4 separate regions of the Homo sapiens genome follow, and all the other regions are linked to region 1. Evidence: chromatin loops called from intact Hi-C (ENCODE). Cell type or tissue: CD14-positive monocyte. All regions are shown on one strand. Region 1 holds the start of LOC105378286 (a long non-coding RNA gene). Region 2 has its middle 59 kb from the start of MARCHF8. Region 3 overlaps ALOX5 (arachidonate 5-lipoxygenase). Region 4 overlaps ALOX5 (arachidonate 5-lipoxygenase).

Evidence for each region. Peaks named below come from ENCODE experiments on the same cell type or tissue, not always from the same donor. Only the 100,000 strongest peaks of a DNase experiment are listed, where the experiment ranks them.
Region 2: a loop joins it to region 1, with 2.2 times the contacts of the local background. A loop is called at or near these places in 61 of 110 quality-filtered maps.
Region 3: a loop joins it to region 1, with 1.9 times the contacts of the local background. A loop is called at or near these places in 4 of 110 quality-filtered maps.
Region 4: a loop joins it to region 1, with 3 times the contacts of the local background. A loop is called at or near these places in 4 of 110 quality-filtered maps.

What each region holds. Positions count from the first base shown.
Region 1 is chr10:45,462,831-45,467,830 of GRCh38, reverse strand. MARCHF8 (membrane associated ring-CH-type finger 8) reads left to right here. Exons shown (of 8, transcript NM_001282866.2): 4 at 3,504-3,592; 5 at 3,835-4,680. LOC105378286 (a long non-coding RNA gene) reads right to left here and starts at 3,556. Exons shown (of 3, transcript XR_945919.1): 1 at 3,473-3,556. RefSeq lists an enhancer at 3,346-4,545. In CD14-positive monocyte, CTCF peaks have their summits at 2,502 and 2,704 (motif pointing left); DNase peaks (open chromatin) are centred at 820, 1,260 and 2,660; H3K4me3 peaks cover 704 bases; H3K27ac peaks cover 1,229 bases.
Region 2 is chr10:45,591,797-45,596,796 of GRCh38, reverse strand. It overlaps a transcript of MARCHF8 not described here. Among named protein-coding and RNA genes, the nearest start is that of MARCHF8, 59 kb to the right of the region's middle. RefSeq lists silencers at 1,724-1,793, 2,074-2,233, 2,334-2,403. In CD14-positive monocyte, no CTCF peak of the experiment used is centred here; DNase peaks (open chromatin) are centred at 1,876 and 3,726; H3K4me3 peaks cover 2,337 bases; H3K27ac peaks cover 780 bases.
Region 3 is chr10:45,377,382-45,382,381 of GRCh38, reverse strand. The region is part of intron 1 of ALOX5 (arachidonate 5-lipoxygenase); the gene reads right to left. Among named protein-coding and RNA genes, the nearest start is that of ALOX5, 5.7 kb to the right of the region's middle. In CD14-positive monocyte, no CTCF peak of the experiment used is centred here; DNase peaks (open chromatin) are centred at 911, 1,361, 2,021 and 2,801; H3K4me3 peaks cover 3,246 bases; H3K27ac peaks cover 5,000 bases.
Region 4 is chr10:45,402,178-45,407,177 of GRCh38, reverse strand. The region is part of intron 3 of ALOX5 (arachidonate 5-lipoxygenase); the gene reads right to left. Among named protein-coding and RNA genes, the nearest start is that of ALOX5, 30 kb to the right of the region's middle. In CD14-positive monocyte, no CTCF peak of the experiment used is centred here; a DNase peak (open chromatin) is centred at 2,827; H3K4me3 peaks cover 1,752 bases; H3K27ac peaks cover 2,282 bases.

The DNA of each region.
Region 1 (5,000 bases):
TCGAGTCGTGTGTGGTCTGATCCTATGGAGAGGAGAGTGTAGGTGTTCTCTGGAGCTAGTACTGCCCCCGGCTCACACGTGCCACACTGCCTGCTGCTTTCAGAAAGAGCAGGACGGCTGGTCCTGTCCCATCTAGTGAGGTCCTGTCCCATCTAGTAAGGTTCTGTCCTGCAGAGCTCCTAAGAGGGGATTGCTGGCCTTTGATTACACTGGCTTCCAGAATCTGACCATGGAACCATTATTTGAAGCTGTCAGCTTCATTTTGTTGTTGATCAGGCCAGTCTTTTAGGTCTTTGTTGGTTGATAGATTTCTCTCAGGTCTATAGCAGCAACAAATAAAGCTCTTTAAAATTATTTTCTTGACCATTCTGCCTATGGATTGGTTCTGACCTTTGAAATGTTTGCTGTCCTTTAGATCGTGACAGAAGGAGCCTCTTCTGGGAGCTGTGAAGACCCCACAGATCTCACTGGTTTTCTTGCTTTTATTGGAAGAGTTAGCATTTGTTGAAGTTTATATTTATGTAAAATAACAATAAGTAGATTTTAAAATTTTTCTTTAAATTCTGTGATCTAATAAGAAGAGAGACTCTTTCTCTGTCATTGGGAGGCTTGATGAGGATCGGACATACCTGCTGAGAGTATCCTGTAATGTTTTCATAAGATTGGAAATGGTGAAATGAGAGCAGAAATGTAGGCAGAGGATGCCAACGCTGTTTCCTATTTCCTAAGTAAAACTGAGCAGGGCAGAATCTCCCCAGCCCTGCCAGAACTCCCTTCCTCCTTGGGTCCGCTGTCACTGTCATGCTGGCCTTGACATCTGCTACAAGTGCACACACATGGGGAACCACACAGGGAAGTGAACACATGTCCTGACGTGTGTGTGTGCCTGGTGTGGCTGCTTCCTTGATCCAGGCTTTGTTTTGTTACGAGGCTCTGCCCTCCTACCTTCAGGCCTTGCTCCTCATCATGGGCATGCAAGGATGGAATCGTTACCCCAGAGTACACTTTTTGACTTGGATTACTTGTAGTTTAGTACTGGAGTTCAGAACTTTAATTTCCCATCAGAAACCTGCCTCCCGGACCCAGGACACTGACCTTGATTGGGCACGATTTTCCAGATAAGACCTTACCTCCTCCCAACAGGGTTTGCCTTCCCTTCAGAATACAGGAAAGTACACGTGGTTCCAAGAGGACCATGCTCTTACTAAGATAAAAGGGAGGAGGGTGACTAGGTACTTTCCTCTGCTGCCATCCCTTGAAGGAAGGGGGCTTCCTTCAATGCCTCATCAGTTCCAGGGAGTATGCTTGACCCAGCAACACAGAGGAAGAAGTGACCTCATAGCAATGAGGGGCAAGCATGTGGATATTGCTGGGTATTTCTTCCTCAAAGTCTACCTGGGGACAGGTGATGAAGACGCTTACTTCTCTGCAATACACCGTGATCAGGCTTTGGTCTTCATGACACATTTTAGCCTTGCCTATGTGTGTTGAACAGAGCTGGTCATCCTCAGAAATAAAAGAAGAGAGCAATAAGTACAGGAAGGCTTTCAGTCCCAGAATAGTGTTAGGACTAAATGTCAGAGAACAGGGGGACTGTAGGAGTTTGGGGACCTTAGCATGGATACCCTCTCAATCTGCTCCCCTGTGGTATAAACAGTAAAGCCCATTGTACTAAAAGGCCTTGAGTGCTTGTCTCTGGGGCAGGTGGAGCCAGTGATGGGTGCCCCGAGAGGAGGATGCTGGAGAGGGGACAGTGTCTAAGGCAGTTGGAGAAAAAGGACAATGGCTTATGCAGTCAGGCCTAGAAGATGCAAGGGATGTCACAGCATAGTGTCCACAGGCATCCCTAGATGTCTTTCATTTTGTTTCAGGAAGAATATTGACAAAGGTAGTGATGGGAGGGTTATTTCAAGGATGCTATTTTCATGTGTCCAAGTAAACTTAAGATTCCTAAGAACTTTGACCTCTAATGCTTTTAAAGACCGTGTACCTCATGCCCATATGCACATTCAGTTAGAAAATAAATGTAGATTCTTTGGTGAATTCGAAGATGTGCTCATGGAGTGGCACAGCGTGATCTCAGTGTACACATGAAGCATGCTGATGAGAGCTTCTTGGATCTTGTTTCTTCAGGTGGACTTGCATTAAAGTGCTGTTGAATCTCTGCACTGGGAGTGGGAGCAGCCATGCGATGGGTGCCTTAATCCGAGTGCCATCCTGGCTCTCTCCAGGCTGCTTCATTTGCTGTGAGGGGTAGGGGGAGGAGGAGTTTCCAGGCAATGGCCTTATCTGTTCTGGTGGTTGACCAAGGGTCGGGGGTCCCAAAGGTGGAGTTCCAGGATGAGAGTGCACCCTTGGGGATGGTACTTAGAAAGAGTGGGGACTAGGCCTCAGCCAGGGAATGGTGGGCCAGGGTGGAGCTCCTTTGTATCAAGGAGTTAGGGCCAAGGGCCATGCAGGTGGGCCTGCAGAAGGTGGGTGGTGATATGGCCTTTCTGGTGATAACAGACTCGTGGCACTGTTTTCCTGGGGCTGTTGGGGTTGCATGGAGCAGATTCTTACTCAGGCTTACTGTCTTAAGGAGGGAAGAATGCTTTTTTATGAATACGCATAGGTCTGTGGGGCTGTGGAGCCTGGGGAATCCGAGGCTGGCGTGGGAGTCTGGGGCCCTCTAGCGGTGGTGGTGCATCCTCAGCTCAGTGCCACTCACTGTCCCTATTTCTCTCTGTCCATTTCTCTCCTCACTGCAGTGCTTCCTCTCCTTCCTAGATTTTTTTCTCTAAGTTTGACTATTCACCACCCCAGAGACTCTGTTCTATCCCATGACCTCTTGCTGTACTTTCTTTCAAATCTAAATTTTCTTGATTATTTTTCTTAATTTACAGTTTCAAGATTAGATCTGTTGGGAGCATTCTGTGCTCTACCTCAGCCCCTGGTTGAGCTATGGATTGGTGTCCCCCATGGTGACGTGGTCTGGACTCCCTTTTGTGTGAAGAGCTGTGGCAGGGCAGTGAGGTTTTGTGGAACTCAGGGAGCATCTGGCACTATGTATGAGGTTGTGAGGTGGGAGAGAGCTCTTAAATCTACCAGCCTTGTTGATCTTGGGAACTAGGAGAGAGTGCTAGGGAAGCCAGTGCCAGCAGGCCTGGAGCCTCATATTTCTTTGGCATTTGTATGATACCTTCTAGTACTTCGTTTTTTGACTTATATATGAACTAACTCAATTTAGATGCTTAGAAAATAAACGGCCACTGGACCTGCAAGAGATTAGTAGTGGTGTTCCATAGCCTTAGACATTTCTTACACTTTTATCCACAGATAAGAAAAAAATAGTGATATTTGATTTGTTTTGCCAAGGCTTAGAAGGATCTAATATGTGTTACTCGTTGAGCAGCGGGAAGCAGCAGACATTTCTAGGGTTTCTCCCTGTCACCATTCAGGAGACAGTGCACACAATCCCCTTGGCTCTTACCTGAACACTGACCACAGGTCTGTCATTGCAGGCTGGGAGTCCTCCGTCAGCATCAGCTCCGGCTCCGGTGTCCTCCTTCTCTCGCACTTCTATCACGCCATCCAGCCAGGACATCTGCAGGTAACACTCTGCTTCAGATGCTGCCATGATCAGTGTGCAGCCAGAAATAAGCATTAGTGTCTGTAGGTTCTTGAATTTCCATTTGCTTAATCAATCTGCCTTTGGTCTAAACAGTTGGCGAGTTTTATGTGTGGTTTGCTCACCAAGTTACCCATGCTAGTCTCATTTCTTCACTATGATGTCTATTCTCTTTTAAAATTGTTTTTACTTTCTGTGCTTTTATCCCACTGTTCTGCATGCAGTTCCAGTGCAGTGTTTTCTGAGTGTTGTCACCACAGTTCCGTGCAGTCTGCTGTTGTCTCGAAAGCTCCTCACTGCCAGAGTTCTCTGACACAAGGGCTCACTGTGACAGTTATCTGTAAGGACACATTACAGGCGTCAAAGAGAAATTCCTTTGGTTCAGAATGGGCCCAGGCCTTGAAGCCTGCTAAGAATACCAAAGCCAGAAGAACACTAAAGTTCTCAAGGTCCCTCAATGATGTGGGTGAGAAGGCGCAGGATACTTCAGAAAGTTTTGCCTATGTGGAAAGAACTTGTTCTGAAGGGAAATTAATACTCCCTCAAGATACGTGTCTCAGAACTAACAGGTTTCATCATAAAGAAAAAAGAACCCTGAACCACAAACCTCTTGGCAATTCCAAACATTCTTGTGTTTCATGCCTTTCTGCCGGTCGCTCAACTGCCTCAGAGGTGGAAGCTGGCAAGGGGGGCAGGCCCGGCCTGCTGCTGGAAGAGAAGGCGGATGGTGAGGCCACGTCCCGAAGCCGGCAACTGCTCCAGTACCTGTTCTCACTCTCGCACGGCTTGAGCGCCAGCAGCCTGCACAGGTTCCATGAGCTGGAGAGCTGCGCTGCTCGCCTGCACACTGCCAAGTCCTCCAGCGGGCTGGCAGGGAGTATGGGCTTCTGCTCTGACGAGATGGGAGACGACGATGTCTTTGAGGACAGCACATCTGCAAAACTGAAGAGTAGGGTTCTGCGGGCGCCCCTCTGCTCCACGGAAAAGGACAGCGACCTGGATTGTCCTTCTCCCTTCTCTGAAAAATTACCCCCCATATCTCCCGTGTCCACGTCAGGGGATGTCTGCAGGTTGGTTTGCCAGGAAGTGCCATTCTAGCCATCTCTGCTCGCATCAGGAACCTCCTCTTGCTTTAGTATGTGAAGTTTCAGGAAAATGAAGTAATAGGAAGTTGTAACCAGTTGTGGGTTGATGGTTTTCTCCAGAAGAATGGAGTATCAATATCGTTTGAAAAACTTAATTTTTATGATGTGAGTCCCAAGATAGTTTTACAAATGATAAAAGAGGAAGAAGCTGGCTGGGCGCAGTGGCTCACGCCTGTAATCCCAGCACTTTGGGAGGCTGAGGCGGGTGGATCACCTGAGGTCAGGAGTTTGAGACCAGCTTGGCC
Region 2 (5,000 bases), 130 kb before region 1:
TGGCTGGCAATCCCTTCTTGAACTACACTCCAGGTGGCAAGAATCTGGACCCAGGACCTGGACACGTTCAAGTTGTCAGCTCCCTTTCCCTCAGGACTCTGACCTCCTATACTAATACCCCGTCGCCAAAGACCATATTGGTTAACATTTACCCAACACTGTATGTATTGGGCACTTAAAAGTGTTATACAGGCATTACCTCATTTTGTCTCATAACCACTCTATTCAGTAGATATCTTTCAGAAAGCTGAAGAGAGGCTCGGAAAGGTTAAGGAAATTGCCTAGACAGTAATGGTTGCGCCAGGACTCACCCTAGCTTTGTCTCCATGAGTGCTGCTTATCAGCCCTGCATAGCTCACAGATCCCTGTTGAACTACGAAGGTTCTGCCGCTTCCTGTAGAAGGATGACAGGATTCCATATCCATTCATCAGTCAGCCAACCCTTTGGCTCAACAAGCCTGGTCTAGGCATAAGCTATACCAATGGAAGATATTGGTACTACCTTCATGGAACACCTGCTGCCAGAAGCAGTAGAGCCAACCAGGTTGTGGCAACTGGCCTTGATAACCTATTTTCCACAGTAAAAGACAAATGGAGAAAATTCATCATTTTTCTGCTCTTTGTAATACTGTATTGTAAGTGTGTTATAGAAATGGAGATGTTTTGACCTTGCTGATCCAGAGGATATCTTGAGCACACTGTTTTGAACCTGACAATCTGCTTTTTACTTAGCCAAAAATTCAAAGTGGTCAGAATTGTAGGGAGGAATTGATTAGCTATATGATAGATCACTCCGGGACAACAGAACAACTATGGAATATTTGAGAGGATTTGCTTATAATTCACTCATGAATTTACTAAGAAATACAAATTATTCATCTTTTATGCATGATTATGGGAGAAATAAAACTGGCAGTGGTTGAAACTATTTCTGGGAAGTTTGATGTAGGAAAATTGGATTTGGTAGACAGTGATGAAAGTGACAGAGGAATAATGAGAGTTTTATGTGGACAAAAGATGAATGCAGAGTCTGGCCCGGTGCAGTGGCTCATGCCTGTATTCCCAGCACTTTGGCAGGCAGAGGCAGGCGGATCACGAGGTCAGGAGATTGAGACCATCCTGGCTAACACGGTGAAACCTCGTCTCTACTAAAAACACAAAAAAATAGCCGGGCGTGGTGGCGGGCGCCTGTAGTCCCAGCTACTGGGGAGGCTGAGGCAGGAGAATGGCGTGAACCCAGGAGGTGGAGCTTGCAGTGAGCCGAGATCGTACCACTGCACTCCAGCCTGGGCTACAGAGTGAGACTCCGTCTCAAAAAAAAAAAAAAGAGATGAATGCAGAATCAAATATTTAGACGTCTGTATGTACACAGAGATGATTCCCCCATAAAAATTAAAATACAACTTAAAAGTAAGAAGTCGTATAAACCTCCTTCACGTGCTTTCTCTGGCTGAGAGGCTATGCTGTGGGAATCTTTCAGTCCAGATTAGGGAGCGAAAGCAAACAAAAATCTGTCAAGGCAAAAACCGTTATTACTTATTCCTTCGCTTTTCCTCCCGTTTGATAGCCTCAGGTAAGAAAGTATTTTCCATCTTCTTCTCCAAGTAAAACATCCTTTTGCCAGACAAAATTTCCTTTTCCTTCCAAAACACTAATATTAATAACATGTAGTCAGGGCCAGGAGACACTAAACGACACACACAGAGCTGGGGAAGTCTTTTCGGTTCCAAGCCCAGTGGGTTGTCGCCTGGGCACTGCGAAGGGGTGGAAGCACAGAAAGGCCGCGCGGCGGCACCCGCTGCAGCCCGCCCCCAGCGCGCTGCAGTCGCCGGGGCAACGCCTCCACCCAACTCGGCCGGACACGTGACGCCCGCGTCACGTGACCTGCCACTCGGTGTCCTCCCGCGGAGGGGCGTAGGGTGTAAACAGGCGACGCGCTGGGGGAGGTGCGGCCTTGCTGCGTCCACGTCTCGGGCATGCTCGAGGCGGGCCAGGGCGGTAGCGCCGCCAGCTCAGAGCCCACCTGAGGTAACTCCTGCGGCCTCTAGGATCGGAGTCCCCCACGCCGCGCGCAGCCGCCGCCGCTGGCCGCCAATAAGGGCGGCCGAGCCCCCGGCCCGGGCAGGGGGTGTGGCTGCCGGCAGCGCGTCGGCTACAGGTGGGCTGGGCTGGGCTGGGCTGGGCTGGGCTGGGTGGGGGCGGCCGCCAAGGACCCATCCCTGCGCTGCGGGCCCGGCGTGGAGCCCGCGGAGAGGCAGCGCGACTCCAGGCAGTGGGTCTCTCTGCCCCGGTGCTCGCGTCTGCCCCTGGGGCCGGGCCGAGCGGAACCAGGAATCGCAGAAACGGTCAGCGCCCAGGGCTCTAGGCCGGCCGCCCCGGGTGCCAGGTGAATTCCTTTCCCTGACCGGCTGTGAGACGTTGGCCCGTCAGCCGTCGTCTTTGGCCTGAGTGTGCACATCTGTAAAATGGAAGCTCGGACTAGTGATCCGTGAGGACCTTCCACGTCTGACGTGTGATCTCGAGAGACCTGCGTACATTCGGGGTGCCAGAAGGAAAGCATAGGTAACTATTTTGTCCTTTAATTGCTAACTTTTCTTTGGTCTTTAAATCTGTTTTCATCTTAAACGATTCGTATTCCTGTCCACCTGGGTGAAGTTTTTAATAGAAAACTTATTGGGTGGGGGTTATAATGGTTTATGTTACCGTTTTCATGTTTCTTTAATGCAACAAAACCTTTTTTTCTTAAAACCTATTTGGAAGCCCAAATTGTAAAAATAAATAAATAAAAATGGAACCCTTTTCTGCCTCACTATCACTATTCTCACCACCCATCCCCACGCTAACTACCCTTGAGGACCCCTGCAAGTCATAGGTTGAGGAGCTCTGTATGGAGTTGAGGAAATGTTTTGTGTATTTTTTAATTTGATGGGATCTGGAAAATGAATTCTTTGCATGTGTGGAGTTTTCTGTTATTTTTCTCTTTATTTTGTTCGATTGCATGCTATGTAATTAGACAGCTAGCATAACCCTCACATACCATACTTCGGGGCCTTTTTGGCCCCAAAATTTCTGATAAAGACGTTTCTCTTTCCATGTTTCCTTGCATCCCAGTCCCTGGGGAAGTAAGTGTATGTTTATAATAGTGAGACTTCATTCCTCATTGCTGATTTAGTTGCTCCGATACAGAATGGGAATGGGAGACTTTTGAGGCCAACCGAATGGGTTAGGACATATCTGAAAAACATGAAAACGCTAAAAAGCATGAAAACTGAAGGAGTATACGAACTCAAGTCGTTGAGAGTCATGAAATAATGTGAACATGCTCTTGTGTGAAATCTTGAGACCCTGGAGCAAGAGAATTTTGGATTTTGAGAGAACTGAGTTCAGGAGAGAAGGATGTCCTGTTTCATATGGTGAGTGAAAATATAAACAGTATGAGGTGGTAGTGTGTAGACAAAATTATCAGGTTTTTTTTTTTTAAGAGTAGCACATAGTTTCCTAATTGATTTTGGAGACTAGGGTTTTAAGAGATGTACTGAAACTTGAAGTTTAATGTTACAAGAGGGAAACCATACTCTTTTACACCTTGTCTGCTTGGTGCTTCTGTGAGTTGAGCAAGAATTGGAAGTGGAATGTACTGTAAGTGGTACCCAAGGTGACCTAGTGGAAAGGTTTTCTCTTTTCAAAACCAACTTACTTCCCTGATCTTTGGCTTAAGCTTAAGCAAGTCAGTTCCTTTCTTTGGTTCTCAGTTTCTGCTGAAAAATGAGGAAATTGGATTGATTACTATTCTACCTTTTGGCTCCAGCTAGGTTTGCCAGATAAAATACAGGATGCCTAGTTGATATGAATTTCAGATAAACAGTGAATTTTTGTAAAATTTTTAAAATAAATTTTTACTATAAATATTACGTGGGAGCATACTTGTACTAAAAAAAAGATTCGTTGTTTGTCTGAAATTAAAGTGTAACTGGGCTTGCTGTATTTATATTTCCTAAATCTGGCAGCCTTAGCTCCAACATTTTTGTCTCCTTTAAATTAGTGCCAGCTCAAAGCAGAGCTGGGAATGAATTGATTCAAGCAGCCAAGAAACCCTAATGGTTGTCAGTAGTAGCGTCTGGTTCTTGAGGGTTGTCGTTGATTCACTTGTGGTTTGTTTCTTTTTCCCTTATGTAGTAGTTCCATTTCTGCTATAATCACATAATGTTTAGGTTTATACTTCTGGTGGTAAGTAGTTTAAAATATCTGAAAGCAAGTTAAAAATATTGCTGAAATTTCTAAAAGTAACCTCATTTTTTCGAGCCTTGAAATGGTATGTGCTTTTTCCCCCCCGTAAAAGACACTTTACAACCCTACCTGTTCCCTAGGTTTGTGGTTGACTGCAAGACATTTTCTAAAGCCGTGGACTGTTCTGATGCCAAGTAATCAGGAAGTTATTCTTATGGCTTCTAATTTTGTTCCCTGTGAATATGAAAAATTATCACTGTATACACTATAAACATTTTATATTTTATCTGACTGTTGTCAGCTTTGTCTTTGCTGTATTGAAGGGTTTTCAATTTTGAAATTCTTTTTCAAGGAGTGTAATTTTAAACTCTTTCTTTCTTTCTTGTCCAGACCAATTTCTTAACTCACTTGGAAATGCCTGAATTTTCTAATTCATTTTTTAAATCAATAGTCAACAAAAAATTTGGTGTGTTTGGAGAGCCAGGTTGATGATGTGACTGGTGTTCTAGTTCTCCAGGTGCTAATTTCTGATAGAGGAGTTAAAACGTGTAATCTGAGGATAATATGATGAAGGCTTTGAAGAGGTACAAATGCTATGGAAATTGAGAGGAAGGATGGGTGCCCTTCAGATTGATATATGGAAGAAAATCTCTGGAGGAGGTAGAAGTGGATTCTGGACATGGAAGTAGAGGTGGGATCAGGAAGACAGAGGTGGACAGAACGGTGGAAAGAAGTGGATAAGGGCAAGGAATCTGTCTTCTCAGTTCTACAAA
Region 3 (5,000 bases), 85 kb after region 1:
GGACTACGTTGAATGAAAAGCACTTAAAAAAACAGCAGGTGCAAGATACTCTGACATTCGTGCTGTTTCTTAGAAGCAGGAGATGAAAGTCCCCTATGAAAGATGTCCTCACTATACCAAAAGGAAAGTAACACTCTTTTCATCAAGGTTGGGAAGTTGAAGCCAAAGGAAATCCATACAAACAGATCTTGTACAATGAACGCTTACCTCCCGAGTCACTTCCCTGCCCAGTTACCTGCCCTAGCCCAAGCCCCTTGGCCTTATCACATCTCACGATGATTCATTCAATGCAGTATCTAAGGGGGATTGACTCTAACTGCTTCTTGGGGTCTTCATCTTTTTAAGAGGGCTCCCATGCCACGTACAACTTGTATTAAAGAAATCTGTAGGCTTTCGCCCATGAATCTGTCTTATGCCGATTCTCAGACCTAGCTGAAATGGGAAGAGGTGGAGTTTTGCCTCCACTACAGTTCATGGAGCCAAGATTCTTCATGAACACCTTAAATGAACTCCTGAATTCATTTACCCAAGACATTCACTGAAGGCCTGCCCCTGACAAGGCTCAGTGCTACGACCCAGGCAGGTGAAAGAAATGGACAAATCCTGGGCCCTGCCCTTGAGGAGAGAGAATCCAGTGAGCCAGGATGGTGCTGTGCTGCTCAGAGGGCAACGCCTGCTGACTGCACTTAGCTCAGGCTGGAGGATGGGGAGATGCCCAGGCTCATGCCTGCACCTGCGAGGCTGTGCCCAGTGAGGGTCCGCAGCTGCCCCCACATGGGATAGCCTTGTGGGAGACCTTTACAACTGGAGATGGGCTTGCTGACAGTGGATCCCCACAATGACTCTGGGAGTGCAGGGGAGTTACCACCCCTTCCACAGATGAAGACAGCGAGGCTCAGTGACTCCCACCTCTGCCACTTGCCAGCAGAGCTGGAGTCACACCCCAGGTCTTTCCATCATAGCCACTTCCTCTCTTTCCAGTTTTCAGTGGGGATAATAAGTGAGTGAAAATGGTGAGGCTTAGATACAGGGAGCTTGCATGGATTCGAGTCGTCCTGGGACATTTGCAGTTCACAGCTGCATGGTGATGCCCAGAGAACAGTGAGACCAAGCAGCTCTGCTGCACCTGTGGCATTACTGGTGGCAGGGTGAGGCTAGCCTTGCAGCTAGAAGGCACCACCCCAGGCTGTGTACAGCGCAGCTGCCCAGGCCTCTGGGACAAGGCTGCTTGGCCCCCTCCCTGCCAGGCTCCTGCTTCCAGGACACAGGCGGCTCTGAGGCAACAGCCATAGCTTCTGGAGGGCTTTTGTCTCTGCAGCAATGGATGGCAGACAGGAAGTTGGGATGAGAGGCTCAGGCATTGCATCACGCATTCTGATGACCAGCAGGTTTGGAAAGCCCCGGACTCGATGCCCTCCAAGGCATGTTCTTTTTTATTTTGAGGTGGAGTCTCACTGTGTTGCTCAGGCTGGAGTGCAGTGGCTCGATCTCGGCTCACTGCAACCTCCACTTCCAGGGTTCAAGTGATTCTCCTGCCTCAGTCTCCCAAGTAGCTGGGACTACAGGCACCTGCCACCACATCTGGTTAAGTTTTGTATTTTCAGTAGAGACAGGGTTTCACCATGTTGGCCAGGCTGGTCTCAAACTCCTGACCTCAAGTGATCCACCTGCCTCGGTCTCCCAAAGTGCTGGGATTACAGGCATGAGCCACTGTGCCTGGCCCCTGCAAGGCACTTTCTAAGCCAGATTCATCAACCCTTGAACTTTATCCCTGGCGGCAGAACCTAGAGTTCTCAGCATGATGGCAAAGTGGAAGGGGCGAGGGGTATCATCCTTTGTGCGAGCGCAGGCATCCCCATTCCATGCCCTGCCTCCAAGCTGCCAGGAGGACCCCTGGAGGGCTTCCTAAGAGGAATGGGAACTTGAGTGTTTTCCACAAACCTCCTGGCTCTGAATACCGTGAGCAGTTTGGGGTGGCTGACGCTGAGGCCAGACGCTTGTGGTCAGAAAGCGGAAGCTTCCTCCCTGTGCTCTGTAGTCTAGGCCAGAGGCCCTAGGAACAGTTTCTGATGACAGAGGAGCCAGGCCCATGTGGTGGGATGACATGTCTTGGGTCCAGCCACATGTGGACCAGCCTCGGCCCCACGACAATGCCCCTCCTGCAGGGAGAGTATCAGCCTCATCTGCCACCTCTGAGAAAGCCTTCCTGCCACAGCTTGTCCTCAGGAGAGCAGGGCCACACACAAGGCCTCGCCCATCATGGACAGGGTGGGCAGGTTCTGATGGGACAGGAGTCTCAGCATCTCAGGGGCTCGGGCCCATCTGGAGGAGCAGAGTGGGGGCTGAGTGGCCCAGGACTGGATACGCGTCGGGCCTGCCCCACGCCAGGCCCTGCATGCCACAGGGATTTACAGAGGCCTTAGCTGCAGGTTGTGAGCCAAGACAGAGATTCCTGATCCCACCGAGGAGTGGGGAGAGGGCAGTGAGGGGTAGAAGGCTCGGTGGGCCCTGGGGTCTGGAGCTCTGAATTCACATCCCAGCTTCAGGCAAGTAGCTGGATGGCCTGGGCACATTGCTTCATTCTCTGAAGCTGTTTCTTCATCTACCCAAAGGAGATACCCCTCACTTGCAGGACCATTGAGAAAATGAAATGACACCATCCTGGGTGGCCTCCTTTCTCCAGAGGCACAGGCCACCGGTTGTGTGCATCAGAACCACCAGTGCCCCTTCCTGAATCCAGGGGGTTGCAGGGCACCAGGCCCCACACCGCCTGTGAGCTAGCATGGGCCCCTGCGTCACGGCCACTTCGTGACTACATGTGCCAATCCGAGTAACTGGAGCACACATGGGAGGAGGAAACTGAACCTGTGACCTCAAACTCCTTCACTCAAAGCCCAGAAGGAACTCCTGAAAGGCTGGAGACAGGGCTGTGAGGACAGAGGGAGAGTGGGAGGCATTCTGAATGCTGGTGGGGCAGGCAGAGCAAGTCTGTGTGCGGTGAGGACTGAGGGGCGGCCACCAGAGGCCCGGGCCTGGTCTGAGTGTGGCTGCTGCAGGGGAAGTAGCTTTCCTATGGCTCTGAGGGGCTGGAGAGGGAGGAAGGTGTCCCCAGGGGATAGATGACAGGAAAGCTGGGGTGGGGTGGGAGGAGCTAACAGGGACACTCTCATGGGAGGGAGGCTCCCAGTACCTTGGACTAAGAGGGGAGGGAGATGGGCTGAGGAGGCATTCCAGGACTGGGCAGGTCCCACAGGGAGGGCCCGATGTCTACCTGGGGGTGACGACCCACACGAAGAGACTGAGCAGCTTCTCTGAGGGAGTGGACAGTGGGGTGACCCTCCAGCACACCTGTGGTGCAGTCACAGGGGACTGGGACACTCCTGGCCCCCTGCCCTACCTACACCTGCAGGCACCTGGTGGAGAGCCCCTGAGTTTCACTTGGGGTGAAATCACTAGGCAGATTTACAAGGACTCCATCTGCCATCTGACAGGGACTTCCACAGCAGGAGGGGGCCAGGCCTGCAGTCTGGCTGGTCTATGGCCAGCCCAGCCACTTTCCTGGTGCTGGCTTCAAGCCTGAATATGATAAGAGGTGAACAAGGGGCAGAGGGCTCCAGCCTTGACCCAACTCAGGGAGTAAAAGACAAAGCTTGATGGCTGTGGTTCTAACATCCCAGGGGCCACTAATGGAAGAATGACAGATAAAGGCCTCCTTCCAGGAAAATACCAGGGTCACATGTGTCAAACTGCAAAATATCTTCGGAAGGTTTGTGGAACTACAATGGCCACCTTCCTCCCTCCTCTCTGGGCCAAGTACACTGGGCTGATGCTATATTTGTCTATTTGCTGTGACACATTAAATTCTCAGGTGACACACTGAATTATGGTGGGCACTATCAACAGTGGACACCCCCCAACAGGCCCTCAGGAAGCACTGGGCCTGGGAATGGCCGAGCGAGTGATTATCCTGCTTTACAGATAGAAACTGAGGCTCAGAGAGCAATGGTGGCCTCAAGATCAGAACCTACACCTGTGTGATGGCCAAGCCCAGGTTCCTCCCACAGTTCCCCAAGGCCACATCTTGAGAAAAGCCCTGAACCGGAAGCTAGAAGGCCCAGCTTTGAGCCCTGGTTTGTACCCTGGATGGAGTGTAAAGGGGCAATGTGGAGTGGCATGGAAGGACAGGGAAAAGCTTCATAAGAGGGTATTTCAGGCAGCTTTTAGGGGCTGATCAGATTTCAGAGGGCAGATGAGTAGGAGGATGGGCATGGGTAGCACATTTCAGATGTGGGGAACTGGGAGGGCAGGGTCCCCGGGGGATTCACACGTGGGAGGAGGAAGGCTGGACACAGTTTCTGGGGACAGAAGTGGGTGGCGTGGTGGTGCAGATGCTGGAGAGAAACAAGGGAAACCTGCAACTCACCGGCCTCATTTCACAAGGGGCCACTTTGCTGATTTTGCTTGTTGCTTTTAACTTTTTATTGGATATGTAGTTTTAAAGCTTTTGAATATTTCGGCAAAGAGTCAGTTGGTCAGTTTTCATGTGAGCTTTCTATCAGCATTTTAGGAAAGTTTTCATCTGTCTTTCATCAGATCTCTGCTGTTGCTGGGACAGGGAGACGGATCTCTCTGCGGAAGCAAGGATGTGTGCCCCACCCCCAGACTACCCATCTTGGAGGGGGACTAATGAGGGGCTGTGGGAGGAGGAAGCTGTAGAGCAGAGAGGAAGATTGGGGGCCAGACAAAACAGAGACTCGGGATGAGAGAGGGGGAGGCTATGGGGAAGAGCTGAGGAAAACAAGGGACGGAGAGAGGGATTGGGGTAGTGGATAGGGAGACCAAGGGGCAGAGAAGGGGGAAAATGTGGGACAGAGAGCCGGAGATTGAGGGAGCAGAGAAGGGGCCTCTGAGAGGTGGCTGGAAGACAGAGTGTAGAGGAAAATTCAGAGCAAAAAAGAAGGGAGAGTTGTAGGGTAGAGAGCAGAAACGGGGGGCATTTA
Region 4 (5,000 bases), 61 kb after region 1:
ACTTTTTTTAGATCGTCATCTAAGCCTCTCATATTGTCATCAATGAGGGCAGGGGAATTTGTTTGAGGGGATGGGTAGGGGGACAGGACGACAAGCACAGACTCAGATCTTACACTACACATGGACCTTCTGAGGAAATTAATTGAACAAGTTCAGCTGAACAAAAATTAAATTAGAATGAATCAATAAACTCCTAAATACAGCAAAGAATATGCATTATAAAACTACAGCAAATATAATAGTAAACAAAGAAACAAAAATATGAGAGGGATGTTCATCACTACTACCACTACTTGTTTTGGGAATTCCAGACATGGAATAAGAAAAGAATATCAGTGGTGTAGATAATGGAAAGTAAGAGACAAAATTATTAACATTTAGATAATATGAGCACATTAACTAACCAGACTCACTAACAACAAACAAACAAAAACAAGTGATTAGAACCAATGAAAGAATTCAGTAAGGGACCAACACACAGTAAATGTAAGAAACAAGTAATTTACATTTATCCCAGCAATATTTTTGCAAACAGAAAAATATCCTACTCAGAACAGCAAATGCTAAATGTAGAGTAGCTAGAAAGGTGAAGGACCTGCATGAAGAAAACTAGAAATTCTATGGAAGTACGTTGACACAGGATCTAGAGAGGTGGAAAGACACGCTGTGTTCCTGGATGGAAAGACTGAATCTCAGTAAAATGCCAACACATAACACAGTTATGTGAAGTTCAAAGTAATTCTCATTATGAAAAACTTAAGAAAGAACAGTGAGATATGTAACAGACATTAACATTTATTAGAAAGTTATGATAACCAAAAGCTGGTGCTGGGGTCTCGAGTAGAAAAATAGGCTAACACATAAAGTGCGGAAACAGACCCAGAGACTATGTATACATAATACAAAACTCGCCAACACTTATCCAGTGCTTTCTATGTGCCTACTACTATTCTCTGTGTTTTCATGGTTTAACCTATTATCTCAAACCCCTAAAAGGAAGGCACTGTTATTTCCCTCATTTTACAGATGAGGGAAGTGAGGCACAGACAGATTAAACAACTTTCACAGGACTGGAGAAAGTGCCAGTAAGTGTGAGTTGAGCCCAGACACTCGAATCCAGAGCTCATGACTGCCATCCTATGCCAGCTTGTACCGTGGGTATCATCATCCCTGTCATCCAAGTCAGGAGGAAAGACATCATCCCTGTCATCCAAGTCAGGAACGAATGCTACCGGGAGAGTTCCACCCAGGTATGTATGAAAACACGTGGCAGGAGTGGGGCATGGTGGCGCACGCCTGTAGCCCCAGCTACTTGGGAGGCTGACGTGGGAAGATGGATTGAGCCTGGGTTAGTTTGAGGCAGCAGTGAACCATGATCATGCCACTGCACTCCAGCCTAGGAAACAGAGCAAGACTCTGTCTCAAAAAAAAAAAAAAAGGTAGATGAATGAAAGCTCTAAACTCAAAGGGGAAATTATAAAAGTATTAGACAAAATTACGGGGGAAGTATTTGTGTAACACTGGGATGGAAAGGGTTTTCTTAAGCAAAGGAGGAAACCCAAAAGTTATAGATGTAAACAATACATAGTTAATAAAATAAAGAACTAAAATCTCCTGTGGCAAAAGCAACAGAAGACAAATAATAAATGCTATACATATGTAACAAACGGATACTATCCTGATATAGAAAGAGCTCCTTTAGATTAATAATTGAAAGAACAATAGGGAAAAAAAGCTTATAAATAGGCAATGCAGTGATGCTTATTAGTGGTCAGGGGAGTGCAGACTAAAACAACCACAAGGTCTTAGGGATTTTTAGACTGTCAAACAAGGTCATCGGGTACTGACAAATGTATGGATGGGCAAAAGTATCTTTTCATACACAGCTGGTAGGACCGCAAATTACGATACAATTTTGTGAAAGGATTTTTGTCGGTATTTCTTAAGATGAAAAAATGCTGATTTGTTCCAGCAATCTGAGTTCTGGAAATGGATCTGCCATTAATTAAAGCACCAGTACATCAAGATGTTTGTACAAGGTTGGTTCTGGCAGCATTGTTTGTACTGCAATACCCAAAACAAACAAACACATCTACAAATGGGAAATGAACTGAACGTCAGTGAATAGGGGAATGGCTAAGTAAATTATGGTGCATTCCCAGAAGGCAAGAAATAGTAGCAGTTTAAGAAGGGGAAAATATATGAGATACTATTTCACACGCAAGAATGAAAACATCTGAAGATGCGAAGTGTTGATGATGCAGGGAAACAGTGAATCTCAGAAACAGTTACTGGGGTGTCTACTGGCAGAATGCCTTTGGAAAACAATCAGCAATATCTAGAAAGCTTAAAAACACGTGGTCTGCAACCCTGCAACTCTACTTCTTGGAATATTCCCTACAGTAACTCTTCCATGAGAGCACAGAGAGATGTGTGAGAAAGCTCACTGTCGCTTGGTTTGCAACAGCTAGAAATTAAAGACAGCCCGCCTGCCCATCAGCAGGAGAGCGGACGAGCGCATGGGTTATTCAGATACTGATATGCCATGAAGAAGTTAACTGCATGAACCACATCTATCTGTGTCAACCAGATCCTCTTCAATACTTAGTGATGAGTGAAAAGTGCAGGTCACATAATGATTAGATTAAATTATATCGATTAACAAACACCTACACTTTGCCATTTACTGCTGTGTGTGAGTGTGCATGTAACACAGACAGATGTGGTCACAGTGGGAGAGCACAAGCTGTGGGCTATGACCTGGGTCTGCTTCTCCTTCTCCCTGCGTGGCTGAGTGAGTAAGGAGGGCCTGCAAGAAGCGCCAGCTTTCTGACATAGTGTGGACTATTCTTAGTCATTGCTTTACTTCCAAACTCTGATCTGGAAGCCTGAGAAATCTTCTGAGAAAGAGGAACTCCAAGATTGTGCAGACAGTGCAAAGTTCAGTGTTTCCTGAACGGAAGCAAAGGAGGGTTTCTGAAAAGGACAGATGAGTGGAAGGAGGAAGAAAAAAATGATTAAATCTAAGAAAGGGGGAAACGATCTCACCAGAAGCCCCCTGCTGCAAGATTATGATAATGTTAAGTAGCTCCCAGATAATTGGGCTAGTTTGTGTTATCTTAGATGAGTAGATAGCAAAGTCTAATTAGAGCCCCACTAATTCATACTAAAGTGTTAGTGGCTTATAACAAATTAAATGAATTTTATGGGCATTTTATCTTAACCCAGATTCACAGGCCAGAAGTGCTCTGAGAACTGGCTGCAGGGGCTTTGCCATAGGTGTCTGAAACAGGGAGGGAAGCCAAGGAAGAAGCATAGAAACAACAGCCCTTTGGGATGGGAGGCAGAGCTCAAGCACAACGTGTGCACTGCACCAGGTATGGAAGTCTGGAAACACATCATATGGTGCCTGAGCTGAGAGGCTTGTGCACAAATACTCTAAAACAAATCACACATTTATAAACCCTTAACATGACCCACAGCACAGCAGGTTACTCTCCCACACTTGATGCTAATGGCATGTAAGTTTTATTTTTGATTTTTCAATTGGGAAATAGAATATATAAAATATGTATGGATATGTATATATGCACACACACACTCACACATGCAGAAAAATGTACAAAACACCTGTACGAACACCATCCAGGTAAAAAATCAGAACATTGTCCGTACCCTCACCCCCACCTTTCCCAATCAACCCTCCTTCCATCCCCGGTAATGACCATCCTCGGCTTTATGATAATCATTTTCTTGTTATTGTTTAAGGTTCCGCTATGACACACCTCCCTAAACAATTTCATTCCAAAGTTATGAATTGGCCAGACACGCTCCTGGCTTCTTTCCTTCAACACTGCGTCAGTGAGGTTTGTCCATGTTAGCAGCAGTTTGTTGATTTTCCTTGCAGTGTAGAATTTTCCTTGACAATTTGTCTGTTCTACTGTTTGTTGGACATTGAGTTGTTGCCATTTTTTGGCCATCATGAGTAATGCTGTTGTGAGTATCCAGGCGCACATGCACACAAATTTGGATCCCACTATAGGATTTCTGGGTCATAGATTATAATGTAGCTTCAGTTTTATGACATATTGCTAAATTGTTTTCCACGGAGGTCTTACCAACTTGTCCTCCTGCCGGTGGTATATGAGTGTTCCCAGCCCTCTGGATCTTCTTTAATACTCAGGTGTTGTCAGTTGTTGAAGTGTTGCCCATCTGGGGGCATATGTGTGGTAGTAGCAGCAGTTCACTGTGATCTTCTGATTTCCCCGAGTCCTAATGAAGTTGAACACCTTTTGTATACTTGCTGCTTATATTTTGTACAGTAAGTACTCAAACTTCTTGCCCATTTTCTAGTGAATGACACTCCCCTTCTTAAAGATTTGTAGGTCCTTCACATACTAGGAATAATTCTCGTCAATCACTCCATGACTTGCCTTCACTCTCTCCTGGTGTCTTTCAATGAACAGAGTGTCCTTATCTTGAGGGAGGCAAACTTACCAATCTTTTCCTTTGTGTTTAATATGTTCTGAGTCTTGTTTGAAAAATCCTTTTAGCTTGAGACCTGGAAGAATAATCACCTGTAGTCTAAATGTCTTACAGTTTTGCCTTTAACTTTTAAGTCTAATCAACCCCAAGCTGAGTCTCCTGAATGGCAAGAGGTGGAGTCTGATTTCTTCTCCTTCTCCTTCAGCCCTCCGTGCTGGCTGGCCCCTGTCCTCGAGATGCATGTCCAGTGGCCCAGTGCCACCCATCAGCCGAGCCCTCCGTAGCAGACCCAGTACCCACATACGTGTGGCTGTTTGTTGTTTCTTTATTCTGTTTCAAGGAATGTTTTTGATGAAAAGGGGGATGAAGCTAAGACAGTTTTGAGGTGGGGCAATTGTGTTCTTGGTGTGGGATTTCTCACCCCTTGACAGCAGTGGGTGGCTGGGCATAGGGGAAGAAGGAGCTACAGGGTTGAGGGATGCTGTTGCAACTTAGAAAAATTAAGAAAAATGAAG